Regions from separate parts of the Mus musculus genome. Here region 2 is linked to region 1. A link is a loop called in an ENCODE intact Hi-C map of the cell type or tissue named here. Cell type or tissue: heart. All regions are shown on one strand.

What was found. Hi-C counts contacts between places; a loop is a spot of excess contacts. Peaks named below come from ENCODE experiments on the same cell type or tissue, not always from the same donor. Only the 100,000 strongest peaks of a DNase experiment are listed, where the experiment ranks them.
Region 2: a loop joins it to region 1, with 2.4 times the contacts of the local background. A loop is called at or near these places in 2 of 42 quality-filtered maps.

What each region holds. Positions count from the first base shown.
Region 1 is chr9:59,719,843-59,727,842 of GRCm38, reverse strand. No RefSeq gene overlaps it. Among named protein-coding and RNA genes, the nearest start is that of Senp8, 27 kb to the left of the region's middle. In heart, a CTCF peak has its summit at 4,566 (motif pointing left); a DNase peak (open chromatin) is centred at 4,392; H3K4me3 peaks cover 242 bases; H3K27ac peaks cover 808 bases.
Region 2 is chr9:59,807,666-59,815,665 of GRCm38, reverse strand. Myo9a (myosin IXa) reads right to left here. Exons shown (of 44, transcript NM_173018.2): 9 at 6,178-6,267; 10 at 3,648-3,764; 11 at 288-422. Among named protein-coding and RNA genes, the nearest start is that of Myo9a, 60 kb to the right of the region's middle. In heart, no CTCF peak of the experiment used is centred here; no DNase peak of the experiment used is centred here.

The sequences.
Region 1 (8,000 bases):
GTTGAACACTCCTCATCCTTGCCTGCACTTTGACTCCATGGACTATTCACAGAAACCACGAAAGCAGAAAGGCTACAGAAAGCCAAGGACCAGGAGACAGCGGACAGGCATAGTCTGACCCAGGAAGTCAGAAGCAGTCTTGGAGAGCCTTGGTAGATTGAGAAGTCAGGGCTTCCTGCCACAACAGGAATGGGTCTCAGGAGTCACGTGTAAGCTGGATGTGATGGTGCATTTCTGTGATCCCATCATGTAGGATACTGAGACAGGAGAACTGAAAGCCCAAGACAGCCTGACCATGTAGCAAGACTTTGTCTCAGAAAATCAAAGAAAAGGAAGAGGGACAGAAGGAAAGGATGGGGAGGGGTGAGAAAGGAAGAGGGAGAGAGGGCAGGGGTGGGAAGGGGTGAGAAAGGAAGAGGGAGGGAGGGCAGGGGTGGGGAGGGGTGAGAAAGGAAGAGGGAGGGAGGGCAGGGGTGGGGAGGGGTGAGAAAGGAAGAGGGAAAGAGGGCAGAGGTGGGGAGGGGTGAGAAAGGAAGAGGGAGGGAGGGCAAGGGTGGGTAGGGGTGAGAAAGGAAGAGGGAGAGAGGGCAGGGGTGGGGAGGGGTGAGAAAGAAAGAGGGAGGGAGGGCAGGGGTGGGGAGGGGTGAGAAAGGAAGAGGGAGAGAGGGCAGAGGTAGGGAGGGGTGAGAAAGGAAGAGGGAGGGAGGGCAGGGGTGGGGAGGGGTGAGAAAGGAAGAACTGACTGTGAGTAGTAAAATATTGTAAGTCCCAGACTGGAAACTTATTGGTCACTTCCAAATTAAAAAAACAAACAAACAAACAAACAACAACAACAACAAAAAAAACCACGAGTGAACCCTGATATTGTGCACATGCCTGTAAATCTTGTAATCACAACTTAAAGGCCAGCCTAGGCTACACAGTGAGTGAGTTCCAGGACAGCCTAGGCTACACAGTGAGTTCCAGGACAGCCTAGGCTACAAAATAAAAGCTAATTTAATTATTTTTTATTTTAGTTTTTTTGAGACAAGGTTTCTCTGTGTAGATCTGGCTGTCCTGGAACTCACTCTGTAGATGAGGCTGGCCTTGAATTCAGAGATCTGCCTACTTCTGCCTCCCAAGTGCAGGGATTAAAGATCACCATCACCATCTAGCCATAAGAACCCATCCAACGACAACAACAAAAGCATTTGTTGAAAGAGAGCAGTAAAATTTGTTTTACTAGATTTGTTAGCATTAGACCTCGTCTCTGTGCCAGTGTTTGGCAATTAGCTGTCAGGACAGCAAGCCCTTCTGGCTCTCCCCTGCCTCCCCAGGTGCTGCCCAGTTTCCTTGGCCACTTCCTCCAGCTCTGTGTGATCTCTCAGTGACTCCTGCATCAGTCCCTGCTCTGTTAACATGTCCATTCCCTTGACATATTCCTATGGCTGGCCAGGGTATGGTGGCTCACAACAGTAATACCAGCACTTGGGAGGCTGAGGCAGAGGGATTGCCATGACTCAAAATAATCTAGGCAACTCAATAGTGAGTTTCAAGATAGCTGGTTACAGAGTGAAACCTTGTCTCAAAAACAAAAACAAAACAAAACAACAAAAACAAAATACTTGAGAGGCAGAAGAAGACAGACCTCTGTGAGTTCCAGGTCAGTCAGTGGTACATAGTGAGACTCTTGTCTCCTAAATAAAAATCCACAAAAGATAGCTCTAGGCTTCTCCCCTACACTCAGGCTTCCTAACCCATCACTCATTTAATATCCCCACTTGGCTAAAAAGTGTCTCGGATTTAGCATGTTCAATATTGTAACGTTTTCTAATACGTATGTATTTATTTAATCAGTAGGGGTGCAGTCAGATGTCAACTCAAGGCGTGGGTGCTCTCCTTCCACGCTTGGGTCCCTGTGGTTTAACTCAGGCTTGGCAATCTTTGCCCACTGAGCCATCTCACCTGCCTCAAACACTACATTTCCAATCTGTCTCTCTATTCTTTCGAGCCAGAGCCATAAATCTTGAAGTCATTAAGTTCTGCTCTGGTTTGACCAGCGCTCTTGCTTTCACATTCAGAACACATGCAAGATCGGCCTATTCTGCCTCTCTCCACTTTTAGTCAGATTGGCCATTCCTCAGTCAAAGTGGCCCTTGCGTAAGACGGCTTGCGGGTAGATCGGCTGGGAAGTGAATCCTGCTTTCAGCTACTCTCTTATCTCCGGGACAGTATCTATCACATCTGTCTGTTCGGAAATGTTCTGATGTTCAGAACAACCTACTTCTGAAACCTCTTAGGCCCGGAAATTCCTTAGCATCCACAGATTTCCTGTGGCAAAGAGATGATGTTGCTTATCAGCTATTCCAAAAGTCAATAGACTTGATCAGAGTGCTGAGAAAATACCTGCTGAGCTGGGTGTTGTAGCTCAGGGGCTGGGTGTATATTCAGCAGTATAGCACAAGACCCTGGGTTCACTCTCCAGCACCACACACACACACACACACACACACACACACACACACACCAGCAGCGGCAACAATAAATTTAAAAGCCTGACAATTTAATTCCCTCGCATCCAGATTAGTGATTTTTAGTTGGAGACAGTTTTGTCCTCTCTACAAGAGACACTTGGAAATGTTAGGGGGGTTTGGATTGTCACAATCAGGGATAAGAGGTACATCAGCATCAAGTGGGCAGAAGCCAGGGATATGTCTAAGCATCTTACCTAGGACAACCCCCATAATGAAGAATTATCCAACCCCAAACACAAGTGCTACTGACACTGGGGAACATGATCTAGACTCTCCACATGGTCATAGATAAAAGGCCAAGAAGCGATTGATCTAGACTATTCTGAGACTTGTAAAACCACCAGCTTATTCATCATTCCGAAACTGCAGTCATTCCCGTAGCTTGGAGAGACTGGAGGAAGTCTCGGTCTTCACTGCAGCATTGGATCCTCGGAGCTTTTGCGGGAGCCCTGCCTTCCTTCTCAACTCCATCCTTTTCTGCCCTTGCCCCACAAGCACATGACTCTCCTCTCATCCAAATCTCACTCAGGCTTTGAAGCCCACACATGCTGCACACTTATCCACTGACTCAGTCTTACCCATAAGCCCCAAAGTTAGCTGATGCCTCTGGCTTGCCCCTCACTAGACTCCCTGAAGGGGACCCATGTCATATCTCAGACTTAATCAGCCTTAGTACTGACAGTCAAGTGTGAAAGCTCTGTGGCTGTCTTAAGAGTCAAATGAGGTGCTGAGCATAAAAGCACATTGTATAGGCCTGCTGTTCAAAACATGATAGTCAGTACCCTAGTATCTATAGAAGCATACACTCAGGAGCTAAATAAACCGCTCACATGTAGTTAACGTGTTGGAGAGAGCAAGGCATTCCGATTAGTCTGCTATTGGAACTAGCAGGAAAGAAAAAGTTCCATCAGAAATCCTACACCAATTAATACGCCTTCACGCTCCACTGAATCCAGGAGCAGTGGGTGTCACATTTTCCCAAAGCGGTGCCCAAGCCAACCTTTCTGCTTTTAGCAAGTTAATGAACAGCTTGTGAGTAACTCTTGGCCCACTCCAGCCCAATTTAGAAGGCTGCCAAGGGGATAAGATATCAATATGACACAGCCTCTGCTCTGCTGGGGACCCAGCTCTGTAGTGTTCCCCTCTTCCCCCACCCAAGTGCTTCTGTGTTCAGTCACAGGAGAGTCTGAGGCCCTTACACCAGTGGGACGAGGCTTCACCCAGGCCTGGCCTTTCCCCCAGGCAGAAGAGAGAGCCTTGTCCGAGATCCTTCGAGAAAAGCAAGTGGGGGCATCACATTCCAAGCAGCTCCAGGTTTGGCTGGGAGCCAGGTGCTGAGAGCCAAACAAGAAGGAACACATTCCAGGGAGTCAGGGAGCCCTGCTCACATGAGGGGCCCAGTAAGCAGGGCCCCCGCTGGGCACCAGGTGCTGCTCATCTGGAGATCAGTCATGCAAGGGGAAGGACTCCAGTTTCTCTGGTTATGGATTCAGAGGCTTAAATGCCTCCCACTCTCACACACCGTTGGTGGACAAAGCATATGTAACAGTCACATGTCAAACCACCCTAAGTAAAGTAGAAGAAGGAGGGTGCTGTTGACATCTTGGTTCACACCCAACTGGAGCCAAATTTCTTTCATTCAGTACCCAAAGAGAGGATGCTATTAACAACAAGAGTGGATGGAAGCAGGGAGCCTGAGTTCTATGTCCTTAGGAACTCAGCTCCCCACCCTTGGAGCTCCACCCATGCTGTTCAGACAACACCTGCTCTTCACATCAACCAGCCAGCCTTCTTGGCAGCCAAACCTTTAGAAGATCTAGAGGACCCGTGGAAGTGCTTGCCGGCCTTTCTCCATGCCGGGAGCAGGCAGGCAGGAGGCGATGATCGGGCAGAGGGTTGAGCTATTTCTACTGGGGGAAGATGGCCCCATCGCCTGCCTGAAGAGTCTGTTCTTCCATTACAAACCAGAAGCCTGGGCCAGATTTCACCCAGCAAGGAGATAAACTGGGAGGGACTTTCAATGAGAATGACGTCCTCTTGCTGCACTTTGCTGCCACCTAGTGGGATATTAGTGTTCTCTCTCCCTCTTGCCGGAGCATTGAGGTGGTCTTCAGGCAAACGTCCTGGAAGTAATTTCTCTTAATCATATCTTACTTCTGTGGCAGAACAGCTGTGGGGAGCTCATCTACTTGGCCACGTGGCAAGTGTCCTAGAGACACAGACACAGTAATCATTTGCGAGGGTTGTACTGGCTGCGTGGGCACCTGAGGTGAGATTGATTCTATCTATCTATCTATCTATCTATCTATCTATCTATCTATCTATCTATCTATCTATCTATCTATCTAGATATCTATCTAGATATCTATCTAGATATCTATCTAGATATCTATCTAGATATCTATCTATCTAGATATTTATTTATTTTGTTTTTTCCAGACAGGATTTCTGTGTGTAGCCCTGGCTGTCCTGGAACTCATTTTGTAGACCAGCCTGACCTCAAACTCAGAAATCCACCTGCCTCTGCCTCCTAAGTGATGGGATTAAAGGCGAGTGCTACCACTGCTTGGCTGAGAGGTGAGATTCTTAGTCTCATGATATCTTGGCTAGGCTGAGATGCACCCCTCGCTCTTGAGACCTCTTTCCACTAGAGTCCCTCTCCCTCTGGGACCCACGTCCCCTCTACTCAAGCACTGCCACAGATCTTCATCTTGTGATTTGTGCCAGTAAGATTAGTTCACTTGACACAAACTGAGAAAGCTAGGATTGTGTGCCCTGTCTGTGATGCTGCTGTGTCCAGGGATGCGAGGTGGGAGTGTGGTCTGCAGAGGTTTCTTGGACTTTCCCTGGGTTCTTCAGAAGTCTGCAACTGATCAGCCATATTTTCCAGTTATAGCCAAATGTTTATTTCTTCTAGTCCCAGAAAGCGCTTGGCTTCAGCAACTACTGAACAACCTACATTCAACTCTTTTGTGGTGATTTGAGAAGGAATGGCCCCATAGATTCATGTGTTTGAATGCTTGACCATTGGCACTATTAGGGAGCGTGGCCTTACTGGAGGAAGTGTGTCACTATAGGGGGGACAGGCTTGGAGGTCTTAAATGCTCAAACCATGCCCGGTGTGGCACACAGTTCCCTTCTGCTGCCTGAGGATCAAGATGTAGCATGCTCAGCTCTCTAACAACATGTCTGCCTGCATGATTCCTACTGTGATGATAATGGACTACACTTCTGAAACTATAAGTTTTCCTTTATGAGGGTTGAGGTGGTGGTCATGGTGTTGCTTTGTAGCAATAAAACATACTAAGACAGTATCCCAAAATGAAATTACTCTGTTATCTATTTTTAATTTTTCAGTTTAGGTAAAAATCATTCATATTGTCACAGCCTTCCTTCCTTCCTCCCTCCCTCCCTCCTTCCCTCCCTCCCTTCCTTCCTTCCCTTGGTGCTGGGAAGGAGTGCAGGGCCTTGCAAGCCATGCCTGTGTTTTCCTCGCCTCAGCAACACCCATGATCTTCTGTTTGGCAGCACCTCCTAACCATCGTGACAGCCTCTCCATGGGGTTTAACAGGGGTAGAAATGCTGACCACTTTTTATTGGTTATTGACTATTTTCTAAAAATCCTTTGCTTATTTTACCATTGGGTTATCTGTTGTTTGTTTGGTGGTGGTGGTGGTTTTATTGTTGTTTTTGTTGTGATGATGGTGTGAAGTGGAAATTTTTGGTTTCTTTACAGACTCAGTTGTGTTTTGTGATTTTTTTCTGGAAACTGTTGTATGAGAGGATGTTTTGCTGAGGCAGACACATGAGAGGACATGTGATGTTTGGAAGGAGTATAAGTAGAACCCGACAGTGGAGGATGCCTGTTGATTCACCTCGCAACACTTTGCTGGTCTTTGCTGATCGTCACTTGCCATGACTTTGTAGAGAGAAAAGTGCCAAGGAACTTCTTGTGTCATTCCAGCTGCTTCTTGTGGCTTCCACAGATTCTGCCGATTCAGCAGAACCTCCAATTTTTTCTGGATCAAGCCATGGCTATTGATTTGTGTTTGGTGTTTGCCGATAAGACTGGATTGCCACTACTGATTTGTGTTTGGAATCACCCCAAAGAACTGCTTCTAAACAGGTCCACATCCCCTGTTTTCATATTAATCTTTCTTCTCCCCTACTTTTGGTCAGTGGGCTGGAAGGGAGGTTGAAGCATTTAAGAACCCTTATTAAATAGGTTTTGATAAACCTAAGCCTACAGTGAAGGGTTTTTTGGGAGGCGGGGGGTTGGTTTGTTATTGATGTTGTTTGTTTGTCTTAGATAGGGTTTCTCTGTGTAGTCCTGGCTGTCCTAGAACTCACTCTGTACACTAGGCTGTCCTGGAACTTACAGAGATCCCTCTGCCTCTGTCTTCTGAGTAGAGGGATTAAAGGTGTGTGCCACCACTATGGTCATTTGTTTTTTTGCTGTTCACTTCTCTAGCTAGCCTCTTTAGATTTAGTTTTATTTTAAAATAAAAAATTGTATTATTGTTGTTGTATATGGTGTGTGGGGCAGAGCCCCAACAGCCATGATTATTTTTTTCTCTCAGCCTGTTTATATCTTCTTAGACAAAAGTTCTTTATAAAATTACCTCACAGATAAAATATTACACAAAAAGAAGTTACAGAGGATGCTGACACTAAGTTCAGGGCAGTGTTTTATTCCATAAGCTCATTATAAGTTCAAAGCAACAGTTTCCAAATGGCCTGCTTTATCGTGGTGCACACCTGTGGCCAAGTTTACCTTTTTAAAATTAAAACTTTGTTTATTTACTTATTTTTGCAAATTCATGTGTATGAATGTGGATGAGCATGGCTGTGAGATATCATGGAGAGCAGAGGACAGCCTTGGGATCAGATCTTGCATCCCATCTTGTCTGAGACAGGGTTGCTTTGGGGGGGGACACCCTGGCATGCATGTGAGGATGAAGGACAAAGCTCAATATCAGATGTCTTCCTGGACTCTCTATCTTTAAAAGAATTGTGTGTGTTTGTGTGCGCAGAAGTGTGGGTGTGCATGTGTGTGAGCCTGTGCCTGTGCCTGTGCCTGTGCCTGTGCCTGTGCGTGTGTGTGTGTGTGTGTGTAGGGGGTTGTTTAAGCCAGAGCCCAAGCATATGTGTGCTGGTGCTCTTGGAGGCCAAAAGAGGGCATCAGATACCCTGGAATTCGAGTTACAGATTGTTGTGAGCTGTGTGTTGTCGAGTCTGGGAACCCAACCTGGGTCCTCTGCAAAAGGAGTAAGTGGTCTTAAGCCCTGAGCCATTTCTTCAGTCTTCCACCTTATTTTTTAAGACATGGTCTCTGTAAATCTAGAGTTCATTGACTTGACTAGGCTGGCTGTTCTGTGAGATCCAGAGACTATCTATCTGTTTTCCTCCATGCTAGGTTACCAGATGAGTACCCCAGCCTTGACATGATTCCTGGGAATCTGAACTCAGGTTCTATGTTTACATGCT
Region 2 (8,000 bases), 88 kb before region 1:
GTGACCACACTCGATAGCAACAGATATACAACACCCTTAAAAAGGGTGCATTAAAAAAGATGCATGATTCATCCAAAGATACATGTAAACAAACACAAATTAACAGATACATCTGGCAACTATTAAAAAAAATCTGTATAATATAGCTGAAAAGCTCTGCTCTGATTTGTCATTTCCTTATAGTGATATGACCATGCACTGTCTGAATCAAAATGCAGGCTAGAAAACAGTTATGAAATTGATTCAAAAGTTTAAGCAGGAGGGTAACTATATATTTAGATACTCACTTGCTCCAACTTAAAGATATGCTGATTAAAGTAGTGCTGTAAACGTTCATTAGCAAAATTAATACAGAACTGTTCAAAACTATTGTTTTCATAATCTTCAAACCCAAAAATATCAAGAACACCAATGGACAAAGTCTGTAAGACAAGAGAAATTTAATTTAAAAACAAGTCTCAAATTTACTTATATTACAAGTAGTAAAATACTCCTTTCTGTAACAGTTCTGGTTCTGTCCAGTATTCAAATAATCACTGATGTAAATCACCAGGTAAAACTACTGTAATAGGAAAATATACTTCATTCTAATTTTGGGGTTAGAGAGATGGCTCAGTGATTAAGAAAACATACTGCTTTTGCAAAGGACCCACATTCTTCTCCCTGAACCCACATCAGGTAATAGAAAAATCATAGTGACTACAGCTTCAGGGAATCTGATACCTCTGGCATTTGTGGTATTGAATACACACATGCATGCGCACACATACACGCACGCGCACGCACAAACGCATGCATGTATAACTAAAAAATAATTCTTAAATTTAGAAATATTAACTGCAATGATACCTATATAATTTATTAGAAATATTTTGTTTTTTGTTTCTTTTTTTGTTTTTTTTCCAATTTTTTATTAGGTATTTACTCATTTACATTAAATATAAGGATATTTATTAATCACTGGACTTAAAACTGAGTGGATTTTTAGGAAAACTGACTTGTGACAGATGGTTAAACATGTAAAATGGCAATCAGAGCAAATTTTATTTTCCTGTTACAGTGGTTATCATATGATAATTTACATCAGTGTTTAACAGCTTTTCTCAAATTTTAAAATAACAATTAGTTATCAAGAACTGATTAAAGAGATTAGATTTTTAGTAGTAAAGGGGATGAGGGAGGCATCACCTTAACTCATCAATAGCAGTGTAGTTGATATTCTTAATTATCTAAGAACTCATAATTTAGGGTCTTAAGGTTAAAAGGCAAATTAACTTGAAGTAAGCTTTGTTTCCATTGTAAGGATTTCTTTAATAAGACAAATTTGAATATATGTAATTTCTGCACTACTTTGGAAAGGGTGAATGAGCTATTATCTTAAATTGAGAGAGTCAAGAAATCCCAAATAAACTGAAACATTCTTAAGTCCTATGATAGAACAGAAACAACAGGTTATGAGAAAATCAAAAGGTTACATAAGTCAAAGATCAGCAAGATAAAATTATTTTTAGTTATAACAAGAAAACTATGCAATTCTTAATTTGGTATCAATAACGATTAATTTTGCAATCAGCATTAAATTAGGTATACAAGATAGCTCAGCAGGTAAAGACACGTGACTCCAAACCTGACAACCTAAATTCTAGCTGCAGAATCCACCTCATGGAAAGAGAGAACTGACTCCCAGTTGTCCTCTGACCTCCAGACAGATACAAACAATCAAATAATCAATCAATGTAAAGAAAGGAAAAACAAAACACTCTAGAATCAGAGGCAAGAGGAATGTGAGTCAAAGCCAGCATGAGCATTATAGGGATGCTGGGTCAAAAAATGAGTAACGTTGAAAACCACCATTAGCTCTGAAAGGGAATTAACTCCCCACACCCCACTGGTACTAACAGACACAGTAAGCAAACTATTATGATGAACATGCAGGACATTTTGAAAATGTATCAAGAGAGATTTACTTAGTTGGGGCTACTGAAAAATCTAGATATATAGAAGGAAATAATGTCCTTCACAAGTAAGTTCACTGAATAATAAGACTGAGATTTAATTTTATAACTATGGAACTACTTGAACTATAAAAAAAAATAAGAATAGGGGCTGAAAAAATAACTTAGAGGTTAAGAGCACCAACTGCTCTTCTAGAGGCCTTAAGTTCAGTTCCCAGCAACCACATGGTGGCTCACAACATCTGTAATGATTTCCAGTGTCCTCCTCTGATTTGTCTGAAGACAGTGACCTTGTATTCACAGACATAAGATAAATAAATAAATCTTTTCAAAAATATAAAAAATTTTTCCTTGAGTCAGTAGGAGTAAACAATAAAAATAACATTTTAAGCAGATTAAGCAAACTGGACACTAATGGCTATTAAAAATTAAAATGGACCTGAAATTATTAAAACTATATGTATGTAACCCATCACATTAAAATAAAATCCAGAGACGGTGTGGTAGCATATACCTATAATTCCATCACTCACGAGGAAGAAGCAGGAGAATGGTCAAGTCATACCTAAGCTGCAATATCTTGCCTTAAAAATGCAAACAAACAAAAGGCAGGGCATGGGACACATGCCTTTACTCCCAGAACACAACAGGCAAAAACAGGTAGATCTGTTAGTTTGAGACCAGTCAGGCATACATAGTGAGCTCCAGGACATCCAAGGCTATGTAGACAGACCCTATTTCAAAAAGTAACAAAAACAAAACAAAAGTTCCAATTTAAAAAAATTCTAAAAGCATAATACTAAATATTTTATAAACTTGGGCTGGAAGAAACCTTCTTATAAGTAAATGTGTAAGTGAAAGATGATAAAAGAATGACAGAATGGATGAACAGAAACTTACAGCATGAGTAAATATTTTAAAAGTACTTAAGAGAGAAAACAGTATGCATCAAACTAAATCTCCAAAATGTTCACAATAGCTCCTAAGAAAGAAAAAAGTAGAAAGATAAAATTCAACCGAGATATAAATAAATAATACAGAGGAGAAACAAGATTAAGAAAAACATAACAAGTGTTTGACTTTCATTCCCAAAAAGCAGGGCAACAAATGAGACAGAAGGATAGTTTCTCTCATTAGCCCATCTAAGGTAAAAATCACACTAACTGTTACAATTACACACACACACACACACACACACACACACACACACTCCAGACAGGATTTCTCTGTGTAACCCTCACTGTCCTGGAACTCTCTCTGTCAGTCGACCTGCTGGCTGTCCTCAAACCCAGACATCCACCTGCCTCTGTCTCCCAAGTACTGGGATTAATGGTGTGAACCATCATGCCCAGCTAGTATTACACAATTATTAAAATATATAATGATATAGTCCAAGAAATCTTATGTTAAAATGTATTTTTACAGAAATCTATTTGAAGAGTTTTTATATGGAAAGCAAACACTAAAACAATACAAAATCTGATTTTGTTTCTATTTCTACTTTTAATATACAACTCTGTGTATAATGTTCATAGCATGTAAATATGTGCAAAGACACACAAAATGGTTAACCTGAATAGAAAAATAAATAACTAAGTTGATACAACTACATAATTCTATCCCTTAAAAGTTCAAGTACTCACCAGTTTATTAAATAGTCTTCAGGTAAAATATAATACAACAGATCTTTACCTTAGTATCTTGTTCCAAATCTTTACTATTCAGAAGTGCATGATTAATACGAAACACTATCCAGTCAAACAGAGCACTATATAAAGACTTAGCCATGGAGTTTCTCACTGTCACAGCCTACAAAACACAAAGAGAATCATAAGTGCAAAGTAGAATGGTAATAATTTCAATAAGATACAGTAACAGAGGCTAAAGAGATGGCTCAGAGGTTAAGAGCACTGGCTGGCTCTTCCAGAGGTCCTGAGTTCAATTCCCAGCTATCACACGGTAGCTCACAACCATGTATAATGGGATCTGATGCCTTCTTCTGTCATGTAGTCATGACAGTATACAATAGAGCACTCATATATATAAACAAATAAATCTTAAAATTAAAAAAAAATCCACACACACCAAACTACCAAATTAGTCTATACTTATAGCCCTGTAACTTCTACCTCATGCTATACTCTCTAGTCATTCCATATGCTATGCAGTCTGGCCTACCATATCCATTTCTACCATGTCTCCCATTATTTAAGTCATTACTCAGTCTTACTGGTCATTTCAAATGACATTTGTTTTTCCTTTGATTAGCATGTCACCACTCTGCACAAAAAGCATCTTCTATCGTAGCTTCTGGTCTTATCTTCAGTGACTAGCATGGCCCTCAAATATCCAATTCCCTACAGACATGCTGTGCATATTTCCCTCCTGTGACAGTTAATGTTCACTACTAGCCTGACTGGACTTAAGATGACTGAGATGTTAGAAATTTACATGTCTGTATGTGTCCACAGGGGCATCTGCAGAGATAATATTATAAGAACTCTAATGGAATCAATAATTAATTCCACTGATGGATTTATGAGAAGTGGGAGAACTATAAAAGGTGCCTGGAGGGGGGAAGTGGGTCACTGGAGTGTGTCTTGGGGATTATATCTTGCCCTAATCCTTTCTTGTGATATGCACTGATTCTTAGCTGCCACGAATAGCTTTGTTCCCACCATGGATTTTGGTGAGGTTTTTTTGTTTGTTCCTTTGTTTTTTGTATTTTTAGGAAAAAAGAAAAAAGAAAAACAAAGAATTTAGTAAGAAACAAAAAGGATGTTAAATAAACTTTAAAAGACTGGCCAGCAGTTAAAAAAAAAAAAAAAAGGAAATAAGACAAAGTATGCTGAGCAGAAAATGACTAAGGAAAAATAATAAGGAAGAAGAAATAACCGCTGGGGTGAAATATTGCTCTCAATTATAATTCTATCTATCATCTGTTTGCCCTACAATATTAAAATGAAATAGAATAATTAAGAGAGGCTGGGGATTTAGTTCTGTGGTAGAATACTTATCTAATATATACCAGATCCACAGTTCAATAGGATGGAAAGATAAACAAAAATTAAAATCCTTAAGAGGGACTGGAAAGACTGCTCAGCGGTTAAGAGCACTGACTCCTCTTCTAGTGGACCTGGATTCAGTTCCCAGCACCTACAAGGCAGCTCACACGTCTCTAACTCTGTATTCCATAGGCACTGCATACATACGTTACTAAGACATAAATGCAGACGAAACAACGATACGCATAAATTAATAACTATTTTTTATCAAAGAACCTTGAGGAAAAAAAATGAAAGCTTACTATTTAAAACCACACCAAGTCTCTGCTACAGAAAGGTACTCTGCAAATTACCAAAGGAGAACTGTAAACACCAAGCTGGCCACAAACCCATGGATCTACACTTGTATCCTGCCTGCAAGATATGGTAGGGCATTGTTGGCACAAAGCTTGTGGGGTTAACCAATATTTGATTTGACTTAACACCTACTCCACAACATGGAATCCATACCTAACCCTGCATGAATGAACAAGAACTAGAAATCCCAGGAACCTAGGGTAAACCAAATATACTGGTCTTAAAACAAACAAACAAACAAACAAACAAAAAAACCCAAAAAATCAGCCATCATCAGTGTTTCCTTCTGCAGCAGATGGAAATAAATACAGAGACCCACAGCCAGACACAAAGTGAGAGACCTTGGAACACTGAGCCCTAAATGAGATGTCTTCATCAAATCCCTCCCCGTGGAAAAGGAGGCAGAAATACTGTAAGAGCCAATGGGAATGAAGAAAAGAAGGTTCTCTAAATCAGTATGAGCAAAGCACACATGAAACTCAGAGACGGAAGCAGCATACACAGGGCCTGTACCAGGTCTTCTATGGTCTTCAAATTTGTGTTTTTATTGGACTCTTAAGTATGCAAATGAGTGGGTCTCTGATTTTTAAGCCTTCTCTTGGACTCTTTTCTTGCTGCTGGCTTGTCACTTCAATGTGACAATTTTTGTTTTGTCTTATTACATTTTAATATGTAAGTAAATATAAAGCCACGCAAAATTTTAAGCTTTCAAATGTATGGGAAATTCAGTTTTCCTAGAAAATATTTTAATTAATACATTTTACCTAATGTCAGCTTCACTTTTAAAAAGGGGAAAGGAAAACCCCCTAGAAACTCTATTCTAGAATATTCAAAATACTTTGTGCACAAGAAAATCATACCTCTGCCAGTTTATATGGTAAAATAAGCTTTTCTCCCACTGTCACCGTCTTCCTTGTAACTAATGCTTCAAATAGCATCTCTTCTTTAACCTAGAAAGCAGAATAATATATTCAACATGTAAGATTTATGAGAGAAAACGACTTATATTGAAAAGCTAAGTAAAAAAAAAAAAAACTTTAATGAAAGTTAGAAATATGCAATCAATATAAAGAAATGCAAAGAAAATACATAGGCAATCCTAATAATGACTAAAGTAGAATTTAAGCATATCACTAATCCATAATTCCTCTACCTAAAATAGATAAAAGGGTAACAAATGGTATCTTTTCAATGCATGCTTCCAAGTGAGTATTTAACTCTAGAGAGCTTGTCTAGCCTGTAAAAGGTCATGAGTTCTCACCAGAATCACAGACAGCTATCACATACACATATGTTTGTATGTATGTATGTATGTATGTATGTATGTATGTATGTAACTACACACATGCTTTTCTAGACTTCACAATCTAATGAATAGAAAGACTAAAGGATAGGAGCACTCCTTAAATTTGAGGAATACTCCGAGTACATATGTTCCAGAAATATATTTTTAAATATGAATATTATACTTTGAGATAGAGATGACTCTTTGTTTTTACTCTTACCACAGAAGTCAATACTATCCTGTTTATTTATGACAGGGGCTCACTTTGTAGCCTAGACTGGTTTAAACTCCTGAGTGCTGGGGTTCCAAGCATGTACCATCAACACCTGACTGAATTATTTAAAAAATGAATAAAAAGGGGGACTGGTGATCAGTGGTTAAAAACTTGTTCTTGCAGAGGATAAGGTTTCAGTTCTGATTGCCCATGTAATGGCTCACAACCATCATAATTCCAGTTCCAAATATTTTGACATCTTCTTGTAAACTTCTTGGTCAATCAAGCACACATGTGGCACACATATGTACATACAAGCAAAATACTTATACACATAAAATAATTTTCAGTACAAAATATTTGCTGTGTATGTGTGCAGGGTGTGTGAGTGAATGTGTATATGTATACAGGTGCTATAGAAGACAGGAATCAATATTAATTAATTAATTAATAAGACAGGAATCAATATTAGGCTTATTTCTGCCCATCATAAAATAATTTTCAGTACAAAATATTTGCTGTGTATGTGTGCAGGGTGTGTGAGTGGATGTGTATATGTATACAGGTGCTATAGAAGACAGGAATCAATATTAATTAATTAATTAATAAGACAGGAATCAATATTAGGCTTATTTCTGCCCATCAGATTTTATTTTGTTTTGCTTTTTTGTTTTCTGAGACAGGATATCTCTATATAGCCCTGGCTGACCTGGAACTATGTAGACCAGGTTGACCTAGAACTCACAAAAGATCCATCTGCCTCTTCTTCCTGAGCACTGTGATTTAAGACATGGCCACTCTACCACATTCTACCTTATTTTTTCGGGCAAGGTCTCTCTTATGGAACCAGAGCTCACTGACTGGCTGGCTATCCTGATTGTCCAGTAAGCTCAGGATATTTGGCTTTCCTGCCATCCTCTCCCACATTTACCTGCCCAGTGCTAGCTTTACCCTAGATTCATGACAAAACCAGCTTTTCCTTGAGTATGTGTATCCAAACTCAGGTAATCATGCTTGTATAACAAGCACTTTAGCAGCTGGATCAAGGACCTCAACATAAAACCAGATACACTGAATCTAATAGAAAAGACAGTGGGAAGGAGCCTTGAACTCCTTGGCACGGGGGGGGGGGGGGGGGGAAATTTCATAAATAGAACTCCAATGGCTCATGCTCTAGGATCAAG